3 separate regions of the Homo sapiens genome follow, and regions 2 and 3 are each linked to region 1. Evidence: read pairs that join two places in POLR2A ChIA-PET (ENCODE). Cell type or tissue: PC-9. All regions are shown on one strand. Region 1 holds the start of DAGLB (diacylglycerol lipase beta). Region 2 has its middle 27 kb from the start of MIR589. Region 3 has its middle 82 kb from the start of CCZ1B.

What was found. Peaks named below come from ENCODE experiments on the same cell type or tissue, not always from the same donor. Only the 100,000 strongest peaks of a DNase experiment are listed, where the experiment ranks them.
Region 2: POLR2A ChIA-PET joins it to region 1 with 13 read pairs; 2 of 35 experiments call an interaction of 5 or more read pairs at or near these places.
Region 3: POLR2A ChIA-PET joins it to region 1 with 24 read pairs; 2 of 35 experiments call an interaction of 5 or more read pairs at or near these places.

The regions. Positions count from the first base shown.
Region 1 is chr7:6,443,735-6,451,734 of GRCh38, reverse strand. DAGLB (diacylglycerol lipase beta) reads left to right here and starts at 3,781. Exons shown (of 15, transcript NM_139179.4): 1 at 3,781-3,987; 2 at 5,631-5,782. The coding sequence starts at 3,893. RefSeq lists an enhancer at 3,524-3,573. In PC-9, a CTCF peak has its summit at 3,658; DNase peaks (open chromatin) are centred at 3,174, 3,704, 4,554, 7,904 and 1 weaker place; H3K4me3 peaks cover 1,986 bases; H3K27ac peaks cover 4,035 bases.
Region 2 is chr7:5,464,805-5,472,804 of GRCh38, reverse strand. It overlaps a transcript of FBXL18 not described here. Among named protein-coding and RNA genes, the nearest start is that of MIR589, 27 kb to the left of the region's middle. In PC-9, no CTCF peak of the experiment used is centred here; no DNase peak of the experiment used is centred here.
Region 3 is chr7:6,904,269-6,912,268 of GRCh38, reverse strand. No RefSeq gene overlaps it. Among named protein-coding and RNA genes, the nearest start is that of CCZ1B, 82 kb to the right of the region's middle. In PC-9, no CTCF peak of the experiment used is centred here; no DNase peak of the experiment used is centred here.

The DNA of each region.
Region 1 (8,000 bases):
AAAAATACAAAAATTAGCTGTGCATGGTGGCATATGCCTATAATCCCAGCTACTCAGAATGCTGAGGCAGGAGAATCGCTTGAACTCAGAAGGCTGAGGTTGCAGAACTCAGATCGCGCCATGGCATTCCCACCTAGGCCACAGAACAAGACTCCATCTCAAAAAAAAAAAAAAAGGAAATGAGGCAGGAGAATCAGGAATGAGGGTAATCAATGGTTAACAAGGGTTAAGGCATAAGCAAAAGATCAGCAGGTGCAGCCAGTTCTGGGCAAGATAAGGCAGCATAGAGGCCACATCTGCACTTCTGTGATAACAAGACAGAAGTTTCCACTTCAGCCATGAGTGTTAACCACATTCTTTCTGCTTAATGAAGACCCTAATTGAGGGGTCTCTTGAGCTGTGTGGTCTCTTGAACTTCGTGTCAATCAATCTGTGCTTTTTACGCCATTTGTTTGTCTTTTGTTGATTTGTTTTTTGTTGTTGTCGTTGTTGCTTTGTGGGGTTTTTGTTGCAATTTTTATTTATTTATTATTTTTGAGATGGAGTTTTGCTCTTGTTGCCCAGGCTGGAGTGCAGTGGTGTGATTTTGGGTCACTGCAACCTCCATCTCCCGGGTTCAAGCAATTCTCCTGCCTCAGCCTCCCGAGTAGCTGGGATTACAGGCATGTGCCACCACATCCAGCTAATTTTTAGGAGAGACGGGGTTTCGCCATGTTGGCCAGGCTGGTCTTGAACTCCTGACTTCAAGTGATCCTCCTGCCTCAGCCTCCCAAAGTGTTGGGATTACAGGCATGAGCCACCGTGCCTGGCCTAGTTTTTGTATTTTCAGTAGAGACAGGGTTTCGCCATGTTGGCCAGGCTGGTCTTGAACCCCTGACCTCAGGTGATCCACCCGCCTCGGCCTCCCCAAAGTGCTGAGATTATAGGGGTGAGTCACCGTGCCCGGCCTTGTGTTGCAATTCTCGGTTCAACGCGCAAGCCCCTGACCAACTCACAGCCAAGACTTTCCATCCAGTAACAGAAAACCTGCAGGAGGACTCTTCCTGGCAGAGGAAACACAGAATGTAGAACCCCTGGAGCAAAAATGACCCTGATGTCTTTTCAGAGGGGGAAAAGGCGGCAGGCAGTGGGGTGGGTGATAGAGGCAAATAGTAACCAGGGAGACAGATAAATGAGCCCTTACAAACTTTTGATGTGTGACTACCAGGGAAAGGCCTTTGCCAGGGGCTGGAGTGTAATTTTTTTTTTTTTTTTGAGACGGAGTCTTGCTCTGTTGCCAGGCTAGAGTGCAGGGCGCGATCTTGGCTCACTGCAACCTCCGCCTCCCAGGTTCAAGCGATTCCCCTGCCTCAGCCTCCGGAGTAGCTGGAATTACAGGCATGTGCCACCACATCCAGCTAATTTTTAGGAGAGACGGGGTTTCGCCATGTTGGCCAGGCTGGTCTTGAACTCCTGACTTCAGGTGATCCTCCTGCCTCAGCCTCCCAAAGTGTTGGGATTACAGGCATGAGCCACCGTGCCTGGCCTAGTTTTTGTATTTTCAGTAGAGACAGGGTTTCGCCGTGTTGGCCAGGCTGGTCTTGAACCCCTGACCTCAGGTGATCCACCCGCCTCGGCCTCCCCAAAGTGCTGAGATTACAGGCGTGAGTCACCGTGCCCGGCCTTGTGTTGCAATTCTCGGTTCAACACGCAAGCCCCTGACCAACTCACAGCCAAGACTTTCCATCCAGTAACAGAAAACCTGCAGGGGGGCTATTCCTGGCAGAGGAAACACAGAATGTAGAACCCCTGGAGCAAAAATGACCCTGATGTCTTTTCAGAGGGGGAAAAGGCGGCAGGCAGTGGGGTGGGTGATAGAGGCAAATAGTAACCAGGGAGACAGATAAATGAGCCCTTACAAACTTTTGATGTGTGACTACCAGGGAAAGGCCTTTGCCAGGGGCTGGAGTGTAATTTTTTTTTTTTTTTTGAGACGGAGTCTTGCTCTGTTGCCAGGCTAGAGTGCAGGGCGCGATCTTGGCTCACTGCAACCTCTGCCTCCCAGGTTCAAGCGATTCCCCTGCCTCAGCCTCCCAAGTAGCCAGGACTACAGGTGCGTGCCACCACACTTGGCTAACTTTTTTTTTAAATTTTAGTAGAGACGAGGTTTCACCATGTTGGCTAAGATGGTCTCGATCTCCTCCTGACCTCGTGATTCGCCCACCTTAGCCTCCCAAAGTGTTGGGATTACAGGCGTGAGGCACCGCGCCTGGCCTGCAATGTAATTTTATGCACAAAGTGCAGCCTTGCAAAGTCCCAGGCAGGGTGCAGGCTTTATCTGAAGGTTCACAAAGTCACCCTGGCTGCTGAAGAGGGCACAGCAGAATGAGAAAGCACAGTGGGGTGATGAGCCCAGGCAGGAGATGAAGGTGGCTCAGACCAGGGTGGGGCAGTGGGGGTACTGAAAAGCGCTCAGACTCCACCCCGCCAGCTGCAGGGTGGTTTCAGACCCTGAACTCGAGGGGTTCCTAACACGGGCTCCTTACAGCAAGGGGCACAGATGGAAGCAATGTTGTCCCATGCTTGCAAGTCTCACAGAACGGGATATGAGTCCCACACCTGCCATTGACAGCCTGGGTCTCTAGGCTAGCTAATTCCTCCAGGCCTGAAGCGTCCCTCCTTATAAAATGAAAATTTCGGTCAGGTGTAGTGGCTCACGCCTGTAATACCAGCACTTTGGGAGGCTGCGGCGGGAGGATGGTTTGAGGCCAGGAGTTCAAGACCGGCCTGGGCAACAGAGTGAGACTCCGGTCTCTACAAAAAATAGGAAAATTTATGGAGAAACCCCATCTCTACTAAAAATACAAAATTAGCTGGGCATGGTGACACATGCCTGTAATCCCAGCTACTCAGGAGGCTGAGGCAGGAGAATCGCTTGAACCCAGGAGATGGAGGTTGTGGTGAACCAAGATCGCGCCATTGCACTCCAGCCTGGGGCAACAAGAGCAAAACTATGTCTCTAAATAAATAAATAAATAAATAAATAAATAAATAAAAATAAATTAGCCGGGAGTGTGGCACGTGCCTTTGGTCTCAGCTACTCAGGAGGTTGAGGTGGGAGAGTCGCTGGAATCCAGGAATTCAAGGCGGCATTCAGGAGTTCAAGGCTGCAGTGAGTCATGATTGCGCCACTGCACTCCACCCTGAACGACAGAGCCATACGCTGCCTTAAACAAACAGACAAACAGGGCCGGGCGCAGTGGTTCACGCCTGTAATCCTAGCACTTTGAGAGGCCCAGGCGGGCGGATCACTTGAGGTCAGGGGTTCGAGACCAGCCTGGCCAACATGGTGAAACTTCGTCTCTACTAAAAATACAAAAATTAGCCGTGGTGGCGCGCTCCTGTAATCACAGCTACACCGGAGCCTGAGACAGGTGAATCGCTTGAGCCCGGGAGGCGGAGGATGCAGTGAGCCGAGATCACACCCACTGCACTCCAGCCTGGGAACAGAGCGAGACTCCGTCACCAAAAAAAAAAAAAAAAAAAAAAAAAAAAAAAAAAAAAAAAGGAAAAGGAAATATCACCAGAACGGATATCACTGCACTCTTCACGAAAAAGAAAAAGAAAATACCAGAACGGATTTCACCGACCGGCAGACCTGCAATCGACTCAGCCAGCGCCTTCCGGATCAGCGTTTCTGCGCAGGCGCAGACAGCTCCGGCGGAAGAGGCGGTGTAGGGCTCAGTGCGCTTGCGCCGATCTCGGCCTCAGCGTGAGCATGCGCAGGTCCCCGCCCTCGCTGCGTTTGCGCTTGAGCGCCGATAATTTGGTGGCGGCGTCCGGAGGGTGCTGGTTTGTTCTCGGTGAACGGCGCGCGGGGTCTCTCCTGAGTGCGAGCTACGGGACCTTCGCCATGCCGGGGATGGTACTCTTCGGCCGGCGCTGGGCCATCGCCAGCGACGACTTGGTCTTCCCAGGGTTCTTCGAGCTGGTCGTGCGAGTGCTGTGGTAAGGACGGCGGCTACGGGGGCGGTGGAGCCCACCGGAGAGGGAGCGGGGGGCGAGCTGTCCCTTGAGACGGTGACAGAAGTGGCTTCCCAAGCACTGTCGCGGTCCCAGCGCTGGCCACGCATCCTCTTATCGAGTTCTCACCACTGCCCGAAGAGGTGGGCAGTGGTGCTGTGTCCATTTGACGGATGACAAACCGAAGCCCCCAGAGTGTGTGGGCTGACCCCGGGGGACAAACAGGGGGTTTCGAAGTCCGCGCAGCAGGACGCGAGCACCCCTTTGTGTGCAGCGCCGAGACCTGGCCCTGGGGTGCCACGAGGGTGTTACCGCCGGCAAAAGCCTTGGCCTCGAGTTCTCCTTTCTTGAGGCGGGAGCAGCCACTTGTGCCCTTCCTTCCCTTTGTACGGGGCACTTGAATCTGCAACACGAAGGATAGGAAAAAATACCGAGCCGGTTGTGGCTGCATTTCGTGAGAAGCAGACAGGCTCAACATACAACGCTGTTGTCTTTCAAAGTGTGGAATCAGTGGGAAGTGGCATTGGTACCTGAAGTCTGTTCCCAGAGGATCTGTGCAGGGAATGAATCATTGTTATGCAAAAGTAGATTCTTGGCTGGGCGCCATGGCTCACGCCTGTTATCTCAGCACATTGAGAGGCTGAGACGGGAGGATTGCTTGAGGGCAGGAGTTTGAGACCAACCTGGGCAACATAGTGAGACCCCTTTTCTTTTTATTTTTTTGAGACAGGGTCTCACTCTGCTACCCAGGCGGGAGTGCAGTGGTGCGATCACCACTCACTGCAGCCTCAACCTCCTGGGCTCAAGCGATCTTCCCACTTCACTCTTCCAAGTAGCTGGGACCACAGACTCGTGCCACCACGCCCAGCTAACTTTTTCTATTTTTTGTAGAGATGGAGTCTCACCGTGTTGCCCAGGCTAGTGTCCAACTCTTGTGCTCAAGTGATCCTCCTGCCTTGGCCTCCCAAAGTGCTAGGATTACAGACGTGAGCCGCCGTGCCGGGCCTAGATCTTTTATTGTTGGCAATTATATTCCAGGCCAGGTGCAGTGATTCATGCCTGTAATCCCAGCACTTTGGGAGGCCAAGGCAGGAAGATCACTTGAAGCCAGGAGTTCAAGACCAGTCTGGGCAACATAGCAAGACCCTGTCTCTACAAAAAGAAAATTATATTCCAAAGTGAACCTTGCCTTGTTTTGGAAAATATTAACTCCTTTTATTTCTTTTTTTTTTTTTTTTTTTTTTTTTTTTTTTTTGAGACGGAGTCTCATATCGTTGCCCAGGCTGGAGTGCAGTGACACGATCTCGGCTCACTGCCACCTCCACGTCCCAGGTTCAAGCAATTCTCCTGTCTCAGCCTCTCGAGTAGCTGGGACTACAGGTGCGCACCACTACGCCCAGCTATTTTTTTTTTTTTTTTTGTATTTTTCGTAGAGACAGGGTTTCACCATGTTGATCAGGATGGTCTCGATCTCCTGACCTTGTGATCCGCCCACCTCACCCTCCCAAAGTGCTGTGATTACAGGTGTGAGCCACCGCGCCCTGTCCCCTTTTATTTCTTTGTATCATGTTCTACACAGCAGCTCCTTGGATTTCATTTCTGACCCTTCCCTTTTTTTTTTTTGCCAGGTGGATTGGCATTCTGACGTTGTATCTCATGCACAGAGGAAAGCTGGACTGTGCTGGTGGAGCCTTGCTCAGCAGTTACTTGATCGTCCTCATGATTCTCCTGGCAGTTGTCATATGTACTGTGTCAGCCATCATGTGTGTCAGCATGAGAGGTAAAAAGTAGCCTTTTCTATTTGATACCTATTTTTTTATAGCTTTATTGAGATATAATTCACATACCATACAATTCACTTCTGTAAACTTTCCAATTCAACAGTTTTTAATATAATCACAGAGTTGTGCAGCCATCACCATCATCAAGTTTATACCATTTTCTTCACTCCTGAAAGAAATCCTGTACCAGGCGGGACACAGTGGCTCACACCTGTAATCCCAGCACTTTGGGAAGCCGAGGTGGGTGGATCACTTGAGGCCAGGAGCATGAGACTAGCCTGGCCAACACAGTGGAACCCCATCTCTACGTCTCTACTAAAAATAGAGAAAATTATGTTGGTGCATGCTTGTAATCCCAGCTGCTAGGGAGCTGAGATCATGCCACCGTACTCCAGCCTGAGTGACAGAGTGGAGACTCTGTCACAAAACGGAAAGAAAGAGATCCCATACCCATTAGCAGTCACTCCTCATTTTCCCCAAACTCTCCCAACCCTAAGCATTCACTAATTTGCTTTCTGTCTGTGTACATTTGCCTATTGTGGACATCATATAAGTGGAATTTATTCACTGTGTGGCCTTTTGGTCTGGTTTCTTAAGCTTAGCATAATGTCTTCAAGATTCATCGATGTTTTAGCATGTATCAGTACTTCATTTTGATGGCTGAATAAGAGCATCGAATGAATGGACCACATTTTATTTATCCCTTTGCCATTTGGTAGGCATTTGGATTGTTTCCATTTTTCACCTATTACGAATAGTGCAGCTATGAACATTCGCATACAAGTGTTTATACAGACATGTTTTCATTTCTCTTGAGTGTGTACCTAGGAGTGAATTGCTGGATCATGTGTTAATGCTCTGTGAAACCTTTTGAGGAACTGCCAGACTTTTCCAAGCAGCTGTACCATTTTACATTCCCACCAGCAGTGTATAAGGGTTCTAATTGCCCAACGCTCTTATTATATGACTTGTTAATTATAGCCATCCTAGTGAATGTGAAGTGGTAGCTCATGATTTTGTTTTGTTGTGTTTTGTTTTGTTTTTTTGAGACGGAGTCACACTCTGTCACCCAGGCTGGAGTGCCATGGCGCAATCTCGGCTCACTGTAACCTCTGCCTCCCGGGTTCAAGTGATTCTCCTGCCTCAGCCTCCCGAATAGCTGGGGCCACAGGCCATTTGTTTTTTGTCTCATGGCTTTGAGGAACATTTCTTTGGTGACTAATGATGTTGAGCATCCTTTCATTTGCTTATTGCTCATTTGTGTATCATTTTTGCGGAAATGTCTGTTCAGATCTTTTGCCCAATTTTAGACTAGGCTATTGATCCTTTTATTTTTTATTTTTATTTTTTGAGATAGAGTCTCCCTCCGCTGCGCAGGCTGGAGTGCAGTGGCGTGCTCTCTGCTCACTGCAGCCTCCGTCTCCTGGGTTCAAGTGATTCTTGTGCCTCAGCCTCCCATGTAGCTGGGATTACAGGCACCCGCTACCACGCCTGGCTAATTTTTGTATTTTTAGTAGAGATGCGGTTTTACCATGTTGGTCAGGCTTGTCTCGATCTCCTGACCTCACGTGATCCACCCGCTTCGACCTCCCAAAGTGCTAGGATTACAAGTGTGAGTCACCGCGCCTGGTCCCTTTTATTTTTACATTGTGAGGGTTACAACTATTTTGTTGTTGTTAGAGACAGTGTCTTGCTCTGTTGCCCAGGCTAGAGGGCAGTGGCGCAATCATAGCTCACTGCAGCCTCAAATACCTGGGCTCAAGCAATCCTCTCTTCTCAACCCCCAAGTAGCTGGAAGTACAGGCACGTGCCACCATACCTGGCTAATTTTTTTTATTTTTATTTTTTGTAGAGACAGGGTCTTGCTATATAGCTTAGACTGATCTTGAACTCCTGGGCTCAGGTGATCCTCTCGTCTCGGTCTCCCAAAATGCTAGGATTACAGGGGTGAACCACCGCGTCTGATCACCTATTCTTCATATTTTTTATATGTGTTACAGTTTTCTGTAGATAACCATTTATCTGAGAATGTCTCCAGAAGTGTTGGAAACCTTCCCTGTTGGATTCCTCTGCTTCATAGGATGATGTGAGCACTGTGGTGACTAATAAAGGAATGCATTCTTAGAAATGATTCATTGGTCAGAGGCAGGGCTGTGTGACATGCCACCATCCGCCATGTTTTAGTCCTTTGTCACTGCTTGAATTGGGATGGACGAG
Region 2 (8,000 bases), 980 kb after region 1:
GGGCAGGTATTTGCACAGGGGATGGCACTACGAGTTATCTGTTCCATGGTGTCTGGAGCCTCCACCACAGTGACTCAGCAGTTGGGGACTGAAGTCTCCTGGAAGCATCTTCACTCGCAGGTCTGGTGGTCAATGCTGGTGTTGACCTGGACCTCAGTGGGGCCTGTGGCCAGAACACCTCCATGTGGCCTCGTGTGGCCTCTCCATGAGACCTCTCCATGTGGCCTTGTCACGTGGCCTCTCCATGTGGCCCCTCCATGTGGTCTCTCCATGTGGTCTAAGTGGCCTCTCCATGTGGTCTCTCTACATAGGCTAGTTGGGCTTCCTCACAGCGTGGCAGCTGGGTCCCAAGAGCAAGCGTCTCCAGAAAACCAGAAGGACGGGCCCTGGCTTTGGCTGTCACATGGCATCACTTCCACACCCTGTTGACCAAGGCAGTCCCAGAAGCTGCCACAGTCAAGAGACGGGGCACAGACCCCCCACTTGCCAGGATGAGTGATGAGCTGTCATTGCAGAAGACCTCTTGGGGTGGGAGGTCATGTTGTGGCCATTTTTAGAAAGTGCGTCTTAGTGCACTGGGCCTGTTGGTGTTGGCCTTGGCCTTGCTGAGGGGCGTGCTGGGGGTGTAGTGGGGGCAGCGGCTTCAGCCCAGGTCTGGGGGAACTTGTGTTTTCCCACACACCTCCTGAGCTGATGCTCCTGCTTCATTTTTGTTTTGAGATAGGGTCTTGCTCTGTCACCCAGGCTGGAGTGCAGTGGCGTCATCCTGCTTCACTGCAGCCTCGACCTCCTGGGCTTGAGTGATCTTCCTGCCCCAGCCTCCCGAGGAGGTGGGACTGTAGGTGCGCCCCACCACACCACACAGGGTCTTACTGTGTTGCCCAGGCTGGTCTCAAACTCCTGGGCTCAAGAAATCCTCCCGCCTCAGCCTCCCAAAATGCTGGGATTACAGGCGTGAGCCACCGCGCCTGGCCATGATGCCCCTGTTTTGTGGGGGGCACTACGCCAGGGAGGCCAGAACATGCGAAGAGCCCTGAAAAGGTCAGGGGTCTGTACCTGGAGTCGACTGAGTGTGTGAAGCCGCCTGGCCTTTGTCCATGTGGCGAGCCTTTAAAGTAAAAATGAAAAGCACTTTGGGAGGCCGAGGAGGGCAGATCATGAGGTCAGGAGATCGAGACCATCCTGGCTAACACGGTGAAGCCCCGTCTCTACTAAAAATACAAAAAATTAGCCGGGCGTGATGGCGGGCTCCTGTAGTCCCAGCACTTTGGGAGGCCGAGGCAGGCGGATCACGAGGTCAGGAGATTGAGACCATCCTGGCTAACATGGTGAAGCCCCGTCTCTACTAAAAATACAAAAAATTAACTGGGTGTGGTGGCGGGCGCCTGTAGTCCCAGCTACTTGGGAGGCTGAGGCAGGAGAATGGCGTGAACCCGGGAGGCGGAGGTTGTAGTGAGCCGAGATCGCGCCACTGCACTCCAGCCTGGGCGACAGAGCGAAAAAGCCCCGGCCCGTGTGTTCCGAGGGTTTGCACTGGAAGCCTCGGGAGTCGTGGCTGGAGGAGGGCGGAAGAGCCAGCTCGAGAGGCTTTGGCTGCCCCCAGGAGCCCTGCACAGCGGCTGATTTATTGCGGGCGTTGAACTTGCAGGATAGTGGAGATGGCGTGACGGAATCCTAGCTTCGGAGCCATGGTTTGCCGTGACCCTTGCTTTGCAGATGAAGTCGGGGCGCCCGGGGGTCAGCTGCCTGCTTAAGGCCACGCAGCTAGTGGTGGTTAGCGTGTCGCACAGTCACAGAGCCCGGGTGAGATGCTGCACGCTGGGCCTCTGCTCTGCACGGATGAGGGAGGGGAGTCCCTACTCAGATACCATTGGCAAGGACACAGGGACGCCTCTGCGTGGCTGGAGCAGCCTGGGAACCCGGCCAGCCTTTCTCAGCCACCGCCATCTCCAGGCCTTGGGTGAAGGAGGAGAGCTCCCAGCCGGCCGCGCTGGGAGAGCAAAGGATGTCACCTGTGTCCCTTCACAGGTGCCGGGGGCCACTCTGCTGTGTTCCAAGCTCAGGAAGTGGACATCTCCCCCCCGGGAAGGGGACATCTCCCCCCCGGGAAGGGGAGGGGGCAGCCTCTGGGCCGGGGGTCGGAGAAGCCTCTGCGGAAGGGGCCTGGGGGTCTCCCCTTCCTTTTGTGTGTTGTGTCTTGTGTCTGCCTGCCCTGTGGAAGGCTGGCCGTGGTGACACTCAGGAGCCGGGAATGGTGACTTGCTGGCCAGGCCCTTCCTGCGGTTTCTCTGGGCAGCTCAGAACTGCGGGTTTCCCAGAGTTCCTGGCTCTCGGGTTTCGTGGCAGCTCAGGCTCCCGCGGGCACGGGTGTCTTGGGAACTCTGATGTGGAGGGTCCAGGAGCTGGGGCAGCTGCCCGGGCCTGCGCTGGGTACCCGCCTTGGGGGCAGGGTGGAGGGGTGGATGTGTGAGGGGTAGGGAGGGGCACGCCTTGGTCACGGGGCCCCTGAGGGTGGCGCTGTGTCCCCTGCCATGATGCCAGACCCCTGCTGTCCCTCTGGGGATCGGCCTCTGTGTGCCAGGCCCCCTCGGCCAGCATGCAGCTGAGCCTTGCAGAGCCTGGGGAAGATGATGGCTGGCAGGGGAGGTGCCCCAGCGTCACTGCCCGAGGCTGATCTCTAGCCCCTGCTGGGAAGGCACACGCTCCATCAGTCCCTCACCCACGCCCGCAGACTGGCACACGCACACGCATGTGCACTCACTCGTCCAACGGCCCCACGCCCACGCCCGTTCATACCCGTACACTTCAGACACTCTGACAATCACATGCCACATCCCACACTCTGACATTCACACACGGACGTTTACTCGCACACTCCGCATTCACACACACCACACCCACACACATGCCCTCGCACACACACCTGCACACTCACACTCAGGCTCATAAACCCTCTCCCGTGTCACACCCATATCACACACACACAGTTCCAGCAGTGCTCACACTTCCACATGTCCACAAACACCGCCTGAGTCCACACCTCCACCCCAGCCACACAGACACACCTCTGCTCACCCCACACGCACTCTACTTACACGGACACCCCATGCTTTCCACGGCACGCTCCCACGCTCACATCCACACACGGAGCTTCCTATATGCACACCCTTGCACGCTCACACTCACACCCACACCACACACGTTCTCATCTCCACGCAGCACCTGTGTGGATTTGCACGTACACCCCCCCCACACACACCCACACACTGATAGCTCACACATTCACACTCACGTGCACAAGTACAGATGTGCTCATTTACACACACATGCCCGTGTTCACTCATGTAGCACACACATGCTCACATAACTCACATTCTTTTAAAAAAATTTTTTTTGAGACAGTCTTGCCCTGTTACCCAGGCTGGAGTGCAGTGGCACGATCTCAGCTCACTGCAACCTCCACCTCCGGAGTTCAAGCGATTCTTCTGCCTCAGCCTCCCGAGTAGCTGGGATTACAGGTGCACGCCACCATGCCTGGCTGATTTTTGTATTTTTAGTAGAAACGGGGTTTCACCATGTTGGCCAGTCTGGTCTCGAACTCCTGACCTCAGGTGATCCACCCACTTCGGCCTCCCAAAGTGCTGGGATTACAGGCGTGAGCCACAGAGTCCACTCATAACTCATTCTTACACACATTCTTCATACATAGTCACTCAGACATGTCCACACAGATGCAGACACACACACAACCCCCACTGCTCACGCACAGTCTCCTATGTCTCATCACACCCGCACACCACACACTCTCAATTCACACACACATTCACACACCAAAACAAAGGGACTGGATTAATTTTATACACCTAGTAGTGAACACAGCCAGTTTGATTAGAGGTGAACTTAGGCCCTGGCATGTTGGCTCATGCCTGTAATCCCAGTACTTTGGGAGGCTGAGATGGGAGGATCACTTGAGGCCAGGAATTTGAGATCAGCCTGGGCAACATAGTGAGATCCTTGTCTCTACAAAAACTAAAAAGTTAGCCCGTCGTGGTGGTGCGCGTCTGTAGTCTCAGCTACTTGAGAGGCTGAGGTGGGAGGATCGTTTGAGCCCAGGAGTTGTTGTCTGCAGAGAGCCAAGATCACCACTGCACTCCAGCCTGGGCAACAGAGTAAGACGCTGTCTCAATAACTAACTAAATAAATATAAAAAGAGGTAAACTTAGTTCTATTATGTTCCTTTTCTAGAAAATGTGAAAATTTCCGAAAAGTAGAACAGAGGGAAAAGATAGTTCACACCCACGTTCTCACCCGCCTGGCAGTGCATCCGTTAATATTTCAGTTAACGTCTTTCCAGCCTTTGTTCTAGGCTCTTAAAAAATGTCTGAGGTGGCTGGGCGTGGTGGCTCACGCCTGTAATCCCAGCACTTTGGGAGGCCAAGGCGGGCAGATCATGAGGTCAGGAGATCGAGGCCATCCTGGCTGACACAGTGAAATCCCGTTTCTACTAAAAATACAAAAACAGGGCTCGGCGCAGTGGGTCATGCCTGTAATCCCAGCACTTTGGGAGGCCGAGGCGGGCGGATCACGAGGTCAGGAGATCGAGACCATCCTGGCTAACACGGTGAAACCCCGTCTCTACTAAAAATACAGAAAAATTAGCTGGGTGTGGTGGCGGGCGCCTGTAGTCCCAGCTACTCGGGAGACTGAGGCAGGAGAATTGCTTGAACCCGGGAGGCAGAGCTTGCAGTGAGCCGAGATCGTGCCACTGCACTCCAGCCTGGGCGACAGAGCGAGATTCCATCTCCAAAAAAAAAAAAAAAAAGTTCGAGGCTGCAATCATTGGATTTCGGGTCCTGCTTTTCTGCTCACACACGCAGTGCAGCCTCTTGGGTTCCTCCATCATTTTAATGACAGGGCTTTGCTGTCACAAGCTCTTTCTGCTGTCAGACAATTAGGTTGTCTCCAATGAGTCAGTCTCCTAAGGAAAGCAGCTCCCATCTCCTTAGGCTGCTGTTTCTCTATCTTTAGGATTGTTTCTTTAGAAGAGACTCTCCTTAGTGAAACGGCTGGAGCGGAGGATTAATATTTTTTGACGGGGAGGAACTTTGAGGACCCCAGAGGCGGAGCTGTGTATCAGGTGTGGCCTTAGTGTCTTTCCCTGGCGTGATCTGGCCCTCGAAACGGGAAGGACAGCTCTCAGCTGCTGCCCAAAAGGGTATTTTTATTTGCAAAGTTCCCTGATTTCTTTTTTTTTTTTTGGAGACGGAGTCTCACTCTGCCTCCCAGGCTGGGGTGCGGTGGTGTGATCTCGGCTCACTGCAACCTCCGCCTCCCAGGTTCAAGTGATTCTCCTGCCTCAGCCTCCCGAGTCACTGGGATTATAGGTGCCCACCACCACACCCAGCTAATTTTTTATTTTTATTTATTATTTATTATTTATTATTATTATTTTTTAAGACGGAGTCTCGCTCTGTCACCCAGGCTGGAGTGCAGTGGCGCAATCTCGGCTCACTGCAAGCTCCGCCTCCCAGGTTCAGGCCATTCTTCTGCCTCAGCCTCCCGAGCAGCTGGGACTACAGGCGCTCGCCACCGCGCCTGGCTAATTTTTTGTATTTTTAGTAGAGACGGGGTTTCACTGTGTAAGCCAGGATGGTCTCGATCTCCTGAACTCGTGATCCGCCCGCCTTCGCCTCCCAAAGTGCTGGGATTACAGGCGTGAGCCACTGTGCCCGGCCAATTTTTAAATTTTTAATCGAGACAGGGTTTCGCCGTGATGGCCAGGCTGGTCTTGAACTCCTGACGTCAGGTGATCCGCCTGCCTCGGCCTCCCAAAGTGCTGGGATTACAGGAGTGAGCCACTGCCTGTACATTTAAATTGATGTAAATTCTGTTGCGCATTCGTTCCCCACAAGCCCACTGAGTTTGCTTTTGTGTCCCGAGATGGGGCGACCTCCAGCTGGCTGCCTCCGGGATTGAGGATCAGGGTGATAGCTGCAAACTTTGTCACCCCCAGGAGTCCCGGGCTCCTGCCTCCCTCCTGCCTCCTGCCCAGGCCTTGGCTGGGTCGTGGCACGGCGGTGCTGTGACCGGCTGTGGAGGCAGAATAATGAGCCCCAGAGATGTCCATGCCCCAGTCCCCAGATCCCATGATTGCGGGTTCTGTGGCAGAGGGGAACGGAAGTTGCGGATCAGCGGACCTTGAGATGTGGAGAGGCTCTGGGATTATCCTGGTGGCCCAGTCCAATCACCAGGGCCGTGGAGGCAGGAGAGGAAGAGCCGAGGGCTGGTGAGGGAGAAACACGGGCAGTTGCTGGAGGGAGGACCTCTAGCAACTCTGTGTGCTGGAGAGGCCGCACTGTGTGTGAGGTCCTCCCTCCAGCCAAGGAGTGCAGGCAGATTCTAGAAGCTGGCAAAGGCCAGGAAAGGGGATCATCCCCCAGCACCTCCAGGAGGAGCACGGCCTGCACTTGACCTGAGCCCAGGGAGACCTATCTCGGACTTCTGACCCTCCAAGACTGTAAGAGATTTAACCTGCATTTCTTTAAGGCACTGTGTGGTAATTAACACCGTTTCTTCCAGATGGAAGGGTTTCTGGTGACCTCTTTTTTTTTTCTTTTCTTTTCTTTTTTTTTTTTAAATTCTCTGATGTCTTTTACCAGACTTGTTTTTTAAAAATAGATTCAGGAGGGCCAGGTGCGGTAGCTCACGCCTATAATCCCAGCATTTTGGGAGGCCGAGGCAGGCAGATCACCTGAGGTTAGGAGTTCAAGACCAGCCTGCCCAACATGGTGAAACCTTGTCTCTACTAAAAATACAAAAATTAGCTGGGCATAGTGGCTGGCGCCTGTAATCCCAGCTACTCGGGAGGCTGAGGCAGGAGAATCGCTTGAACCTGGGAGGCAGAGGTTGCAGTGAGCTGAGATTGTGCCCCTGCACTCCAGACTGGGCGACAGACTAAGACTCCATTTCCAAAAAAAAAAAAAAATTTAGGAGGTACCTGTGCAGCTTTTGTACATGGGTGTATTGTATAATCTGGGGTTTGGGCTTCCAGTGAACTCATCACCCAAATAGCGAACATAGTACCCAATAGGTAGTTTTTCCACCATTTCTCCCCTCCCTCCCTCTCTCCCCCTTTTTCCAGATTTTATTTTTGTTTATTTTTATTTTTGAGACACAGTCTTGCTCTGTTGCCCGAGCTGGAGTGCAGTGGTGTGAGGTGGGAGGACTGTTTGAGTCCAGGAGTTCAAAGCTGCCGTGAGCTATGATCGCACCACTGCACTCCAGCCTGGGCAACAGAGTGAGACTGTCTCAATCAATCAATCAGTCAATCAATCAGTCCACTTTGAGAGGCTGAGGTGAGTGGATCACTTGAGGTCAGGCGTTCCAGAAGAGCCTGACCAACATGGTGAAACCCCGTCTCGACTAAACATACAAAAATTACCTGTGTGTGGTGGTGTGCGCCTGTAGTCCCAGTTACTTGGGAGGCTGGGGCAGGAGAATCACTCAAACCAGGGAGGCGGAGGTTGCAGTAAGCTGAGATCATGCCACTGCACTGCAGCCTGGGCGACAGAGCACGACCGTCTCAAAAAAAATAATCAATAAAATCGTACCTATCATAGATCTGGTAAACAAAAAATAGTTCACAGTCTATTGATCCCAGAGAGAAGTTGCAGAAACTAGATACGATATGATCTTTTATTTTGATTGTAAGAAAGTTGTTTATTTTATTAGTATTGTTTGTTGAGATGGAGCTTCGTTCTGTCGCCCAGGCTGGAGTGCAATGGCACAGTCTCGGCTCACTGCAACCTCCATCTCCTGGGTTCAAGTGACTCTCCTGCCTCAGCCTCCCGAGTAGCTGAGATTACAGGCGCGCACCACCACAACCGGCTAATTTTTATATTTTTAGTAGGACGGGGTTTCACCGTGTTGTCCAGGCTGGTCTCAAACTCCTAACCTCTGGTGATTTGCCCACCTCGGCCTCCCAAAGTGCTGGGATTACA
Region 3 (8,000 bases), 460 kb before region 1:
TTTCTTTCTTTCTTTCTTTCTTTCTTTCTTTCTCTCTTTCTTTCTTTCTTTCTTTTTCTGAGATAGAGTCTTGCTCTTGTTGCCCAGGCTGGAGTGCAATGGTGCAATCTTGGCTCACTGCAACCTCCGTCTCACAGGTTCAAGCTATTCTCCTGCCTCAGCTTCCTGAGTAGCTGGGATTACAGGCATCAGCCACCATGCCCGGCTAATTTTTTGTATTTTTAGTAGAGACAGAGTTTCACCATGTTGGCCAGGCTGGCCTTAAACTCCTGATCTCAGGTGATACACCCACCTCGGTCTCCCAAAGTGCTGGGATTACAGGTGTGAGCCACTGCACTCAGCCACCTTCCTCATTTTAAGGACTCTTGTGATTATATAAACCCCTTCCAGATAATCCAGGATAATCTCCCCCACTCAAAATCCTGAACTTAATCACATCTGCCAAGTCCCTTTTTCCATCAATGTCTGGTAACATAATCACTGGTCCTGGGGATTAAGGCCTGTGGACATCTTTGTGGGCCATTATTCTGCCTACCACATGGACCATCTTTGACTTTCTGAACCTCCACTCACTTTTCTTTTTTTTTGGTTTTTTTGAGATGGAGTTTTGCTCTTGCTGCCCAGGCTGGCGTGTAATGGTGCAATCTCAACTCACTGCAACCTCTGTCTCCCAGATTCAAGTGATTCACCTGCCTCAGCCTCCCAAGTAACTGGGATTACAAGCACCTGCCACCACACATGGCTAATTTTGTATTTTTAGCAGAGATGGGGTTTTTCCATGTTAGTCAGGCTGGTCTTGAACTCTCAATCTCAGGTGATCCACCTGCCTCAGCCTCTCAAAGTGCTGGGATTACAAGCATGAGCCACCGCACCTGGCCCCTCCACTCACTTTTCTACCTTTTCCAAACAAGCTTCTGTCCCCACCCCCCATTCCATATGGTTTCAAAATGGTTCTTGATGGCCTCCATGTTGCTGAAACTATGAGGTTGTCCTAACTGTCCTTCTTCCTGACCTTTTGGCACTGTAGACCAAACAGCTTGAGGCATGGGCAGGCAGCCTGGAGGACCAGAGCATTTGGGTGATGGCTGGTCCTCATGAGCCTGTCCTGCTGTCACCCAGCAGCCCATCCTCGAAGTTTCCTTAAACATTTTTGTTTACATATCCCAAGTGGATAACCGGGTGAGCTTTCACACAGTAAAGCACATGCACGTCATGCAGATCAAGGAACTGGGCATGGCCAGCTTGCCTGAGCACCTCATTCTCCCCTCCCTAACGCTAGCTCCTCTCCTCCCAAAGGTAATGCTATCCTGGGGATAGGGAATTTTTTTTTCCTTTTAAATAGACTTAATGTGTTAGAGAAATGAAGCAGAGGCCAGGCGCTGTGGCTCACACCTGTAATCCCAGCACTTTGAGAGGCCGAGGTGGGCACTATCACCCAGAGTCCATAGTTAACATGAGGGCTCACTCTTGGTGTTGTACATTGCATGGGTTTGGACATATGGACAATGACGTGGATCCACCATTGTAGTATCACACAGAGTAGTTTCACTGCCTTAAAAATCCTCTGTGTTTCATCAATTCATTCCTCCTTTCTCCTGACCTCTGGAAACCATGGATATTTTCGCTGTCTCCATAGTTTTGCTTTATCCAGAATGTCATATCGTTGGAATCATACAGTGTGCAGCCTTTTCGGATGGGCTTCGTTCACTTAGGAATATGCATTTAAGGTTTCTCCATGGCTTTTTGTGGTTTGATAGCTCATTTCATTGTAGTGCTAAATAACATTCCATTGTCTGGATGTGGGCCTAGGCTTGTTTTTATTTGTTTTTGTTTTTTTGGGTTTTTTTGAGATGGGGTTTTGCTCTGTTTCCCCGGCTGGAGTGCAGTGGCACAGTCTCGGCTCACTGCAGCCTCCGCCTCCAGGGTTCAAGCAATTTCCCCACCTCAGCCTCCAGCGTAGCTGGGATTACAGGGGGTTGCCACCACACCCAGCTAATTTTTTGCATTTTTAGTAGAGATGGAATTTCACCATGTTGGCCAGGCTGGTATCGAACTCCTGACCTCAGGTGATCCACCCACCTCCGCCTCCCAAAGTGTTGGGATGACAGATGTAAGTCACCACACCTGGCCGGGCCTAGGTTTTTGAAGAAGTAATTGAACTGAGTGTAGGCCAGGTTGTACTGCTGAAGTGTCTTCTTTGTACTTGGAATGTGCTAGGACAGAGAGACTTCAAAGTGCAAAGCGCCTGAAGTATCTGGCATTAGTCAATTCTATGCTCTGAGCGTCTGCCCCCAGAATACCACTCTCAGAGTTAGAATATGGCAAGGCTGGTTGGATAGGTGGGGCATGGATTGGAGGCTCAGGCCGCTGCACTACACATATAGGTCTTGATGTAAACGGTCTGGTGGAGGTCAAGTTCTGTTTAGCGGGGATAGACTATGTGACAGAGTGAAGAAAGGTAATCGTCTAAACGCAGCAAAAGTTTCATTCCCACTCATGTGACAGTCTGTGGAGCAAGAAGCTCCTCTCCTCATGAACCTAGGACCCAGGTATCTTCCATCTTGTGGCTCTGCTTCTCCAGAGCCTTGTCATTTTTTTCATCTAGCTATGGTGACAAGATCTTTTGGATAAGCCATGAATATTAAACCAAAGGCAAACTCTGAAAATTGATTTGACGTGTGGTCAGCTGCTCATTTAGCACAGTCTGGGGAATGCTGGGGTGATGGACAAGAAGGTTTTCATGAAGAGGCTGAAGAGATCTAAGTATGGGGTGCCAGCCTGGGGCACTGCAGAAGGGGCACTGGCCTAGGGGTAGCATCAAGTTGACCCTGATTTCCCTGGGGCAGGGTGTGGCTCACGACGGGGTGCAGAGAACCCACCAAGAAGGCTGGAACTTTCAGTACTCATTGATTTATGAGGGCCTGCCTCTGTGCCAGGCAGGAAGACAGTGACCAGAGGCCCAGGGCCACTGAAGGGTCTCCGCCTGGTCTCTTGGTGCCTGGGGGGTACACTGTACAAGCGATGATGTAGTTCCAAGGGGCAGGACTCTGACCCACACTCTTGGTGCCAATGTCCGTTTTGCCACTCATGTCAGATTTTGCTTCTTTAAGTGAACTTACTCAGGATAGCTGGGTTCTTGGCCATTCTTCCAGTGGTTTTCAAGGGTGACAAAAGGAGTTTCAGCAAGACAGCTAACGTTTGGATGAGCGAGCCAGGAAGTATCTGTAGCCTTCCTCTAGAGAGTACTCTGGGCTGGTGGGCGTGAGGACCCCAGTTTCATGCGCATCCATGTGAAGAGACCACCAAACAGGTTTTGTGTGAGCAACATGGCTGTTTATTTCACCTGGGTGCAGGCGGGCTGAGTCTGAAAAGAGAGTCATTGAAGGGAGATGGGGTGGGGCCATTTTATAGGATTTGGGTAGGTAAAGGAAAATTACAGTCAAAGGGGGGTTGTTCTCTGGCGGGCAGAGTGGGGGCCACAAGGTACTCAGTGGGGGAGGTTTTGAGCCAGGATGAGCCAGGAGAAGGAATTTCACAAGATAATGTCATCAGTTAAGGCAGGAACAGGCCATTTCCACTTCTTTTGTGGTGGAATGTCATCAGTTAAGGCAGGAACCGGCCATCTGGATGTGTACATGCAGGTCACAGGGGCTATGATGGCTTAGCTTGGGCTCAGAGGCCTGACGTTCCTGTCTTCTTATATTACTGAGAAAAATAAAATGAAATAGTGGTAAAGTGTTGGGACAGCGAAAATTTTGGGGGACGGTATGGAGAGATAATGGACAATGTTTCTCAGGGCTGCTTTGAGCGGGATTAGGGGCAGCGTGGGAACCTAGAGTGGGAGAGATTAAGCTGAAGGAAGATTTTGTGGTAAGGGGTGATATCGTGGGGTTGTTAGAAGAAACATTTGTCGTGTAGAATTATTGTTGATGGCCTGGATACAGTTCTGTGTGAACTGAAAAACTAAATGGAATAAGAGAAGGAGAAAAACAGGTATTAAAGGTCTAAGAATTGGGAGGACCTAGGACATCTAATTAGAGAGTGCCTAAGGAGGTTCAGCATAGCCTTGTCAGCAAAGATTATTTATTTACCTCAAGAGTTAAGAGTGGAGGCTTGGGGATAGCACCAGGAGATATCAGCTGTGATGGCTTGGAGAAACAGTGTAAACCGGCAGTGTAAACAAGAGCAGGGCATGTATGAGTAGTTGAGAATGGTGAATAGGAGTATGACTAGACAGAAGACAGTAGGGATGACAAGTTTTTTTGGGGCATAGTCTAACTTGGTCTGGTGTCTGGAATGAGACTGAGGCCTAATAAAAAGGAGCGTCTGTACAGGAGCTCAAATGGGCTGTATTTTGTAGCATTCTGAGGACAGGTCTGACTTCTGAGAAGGGAAAGTGGTAAAAGTATTGTCCAGTCCTTTTTAAGTCGGCTGAGCTTGGTGAGGTGTGTTTAACATAGCCTGCATTTGCTGGTGTGTGGTGATTAGGCCTGGTGGAACTGCCATCAATAAATCAAGCATGATCAGGATGAGGAACAGGAAAGAAGGAAATGTGGGGAAATGGGGTGAACATCAGGTGGATCAGAGAGATGCAGTCATGGGGGTCATGTATGGTATCAGGAATAATGTGGGAGGCTGGACTGAAGTCCGGGCCAGGAACAATGGTAATTGTGGGACTTAACAAAGAGTGAGTACAGCTGAAGGAGCCGGGGCGCCAGAAAGTATATGCATCAGGTATGAGGAAGAAAATAGATTTTGGAAGTTATGAGAACTGTAGAGAGTGAGTTGAGCACAGTTTGTGATTTTTAGGGCCTCTAAAAGTATTAGGGCGGCAGCAGCCACTGCACAGAGACATGATGGCCAGCCTAAAACAGTAAGGTCAAGTTGTTTGGACAGAAAGGCTACAGGGTGCGGTCCTGGCTCTTGTGTAAGAATTCTGACTGCACTAACCATGCCTAGGAAGGAAAGGAGTTGTTGTTTTGTAAGGGATTGAGGTTAGGGAGATTAATCAGACACAATCAGCAGGGAGAACACGTGTGTTTTTATGAGAATTATGCTAGGATAGGTAACAGATGAGGATGAAATTTGGGCTTGACTGAAGTAATGGGGTCTGTTTGTGAAGCCTTGTGGCAGTACAGCCCAGGTAATTTGCTGAGCCTGATGGGTGTCAGGGTCAGTCCAAGTGAAAGCAAAGAGAGGCTGGGATGACGGGTGCAAAGGAATAGTAAAGAAAGCATGTTTGAGACCCAGAACAGAATAATGGGTTGTGGAGGGAGGTATTGAGGATAGGAGAGTATATGGGTTTGGCACCACAGGGTGGATAGGGAAAACAATTTGGTTGATAAGGCGCAGATCCTGAACTAACTTGTAAGGCTTGTCTGGTTTTAGGACAGGTAAAATGGGGGAATTGTAAGGAGAGTTTATAGGCTTTAAAAGGCCATGCTGTAGCAGGAGAGTGATAACAGGCTTTAAATGTTTTAAAGCATGCTGCGGGATGGGATATTGGCGTTGAGTGGGGTAAGGGTGATTAGGTTTTAACGAGATGGTAAGAGGTGCATGATTGGTCACCAAGGAGGGAGTGGAGGTATCATATACTTGTGGGTTAAGATGGGGTAATACAAGAGGAGGATGTGAAGGAGGCTTTGAACTGGGGTAAAATGTGGCAATGAGGTGTGGCTGTACCCAGGAATAGTCAGGGAAGCAGATAATTTAGTTAAAGTGTCTCGGCCAAATAAGGGAACTGGGCAGGTGGGGATAACTAAAAAGGAGTGCTTAAAAGAGTGTTGTCTAAGTTGGCACCAGAGTTGGGGAGTTTTAAGAGGTTTAGAAGCCTGGCTGTCAATACCCACAACAGTTATGGAGGCAAGGGAAACAGGCCCTTGAAAAGAAGGTAGTGTGGAGTGGGTAGCCTCCGTATTGATTAAGAAGGGGACGGACTTATCCTCCACTGTGAGAGTTACCTAAAGCTCGGCATCCATGATGGTCTACGGGGCTTCCGAGGCACTCAGGCAGCGTCAGTCTTCAGCCGCTAAGCTGAGAAGGGGTCAGTCAGAGAAGCTTGGGCCAGAGTTCCAAGGGCTCTGGGAGCAGCTGCCAGTGAGTTGAACAGTCCGATTTCCAGTGGGGTCCCGCACAGATGGGACGTGGCTTAGGAGGAATCCCGGGCTGCGGGCATTCCTTGTCCTGGTGGCCAGATTTCTGACACTTGTAGCAAGCTCTTGGGGGAGGATGTTGCGGAGGAACGCCTGGCCACTGCGGTTCAGGCATTTGGAAGTTCTTGTGTGCTGGAGATGTGGCTGGGATTTGTCTCACAGTGGAGGTAAGGAATTACAACTTTTTTCTATTATTGTACACCTTGAAGGTGAGGTTAATTAAATCCTGCTGTGGGGTTTGAGGGCCAGAATTTAATTTTTGGAGTTTTATTTAATGTCGGGGGCAGATTGGGAAATAAAATGTATATTGAGAATTAGACGGCCTTTTGACTTTTTAGGGTCTAGGGCCGCAAAGCGTCTCAGGGTTGCTGCCGAACAAGCCGGGAACTGGGCTGGATTTTTATATTTGATGAAAAAGAGGCTAAATGCTATCTGATTTGGGATAAAGAAAAAGGAGCATTAACCTTGACTATGTCTTTAACTCCAGGCACCTGTTTAAGAGTAAATTGCTGGGCAGGTTGGGGAGGGCTAGTCATGGAATGAAACTGTAAGCGGGACCCGGTGTGAGGAGGGGAGGTGATAAAAGGATTATAGGGTGGAGGAGTAGAGGCTGAGGAAGAATTGGGACCTAGCTCATCCTGGCGAGGAGCAGCCTGGGGAGGAGGGGAGAGGTCAGATGGGTCTGTAGAAAAGGAAGATTAGAAAGACTCAGCAATGCTTGGGTTTGGGACGGAGGGGACAGGTGGGAGGGAAAGGAGGAAGATTTGGGATGAGTTGCTTTGGGCACAGACTAGGAAGGGACTGATGTGTGAAAGAATGCCTGGAAGTCAGGCACCTCAGACCGTTTGCCTATTTTACGGCAAGAATTATTTAGATGTTACAGGATGGAAAAATTGAAAGTGCCGTTTTCTGGCTATTTGGAACTACTGTTGAGTTTGTATTGGGGTCAAGCAGCATTGCAGAAGAAATAAGATGCTTAGATTTTAGGTCAGGTGAGAGTTGAAGAGGTTTTAAGTTCTTAAAAATACAGGCTAAGGGAGAAGAAGGAGGAATGGAGGGTGGAAAGTTGCCCATAGTGAAGGAAGCAAGCCCAGAGAAAAGAGAGAGTAGAGACACGGAGGGAAGGGGTTCGGGGGTTCTTACTCTCCAGAAAAGTGGGAAAGGGGTGGGGGCGCAGAGATATGAGGTCCAGGCATGGAAATAAGGGATTGGGGTGCAGAGATATAAGAGGTCAGGGTGTGGAAATAAGGGATTGGGGCACAGAGAAAAGGGGTCGGGGTGCGGAAATAAGGGATTGGGGTGCAGAGGTACGAGGTTGGGGTACTTGTACCTCCCCCAGAAAAGTGGGACTTGCCACTAAGGGTGAAGGAGAAGGGGTTGAGCGGTACTTGCCCCTCCCCCAGAAAAGCAGAGAAGGGGTAGAGACACGGAGAGAAGGGGTTGGGGTACTTGTGCCTCCCCCAGAAAAGCGGGACTTGCCGCTAAGGGTGAAGGACCAAGGCAGGCGTCCCTGGGTGGTCTGACACCTTTGAAACGTGGTTGAATAATCAGGCATCCCTGCAATGATTAAACACCAAGGGAAATGTGCCTTCTCAGTCCATGACCGGTGCCAGAGTTTTGGGTCCATGGATAAAACGTGTCTCCTTTTTCTCTACTAGAAAATGAAAGGAATTGAAATTAAGAGAAGGGAGAGATTGAAGACTGGAAAGGAGAAAGTGGTTGATGGACAGAGAGAGGTTGGAGAAGAGAGTAAGAAGAGGCCGCTTACTCGATTTAAAATTGGTGAGATGTTCCTTGGGCTGGTGGGTCTGAGGACCTGAGGTTGTATGTGGATCTTTTTCATGGAGC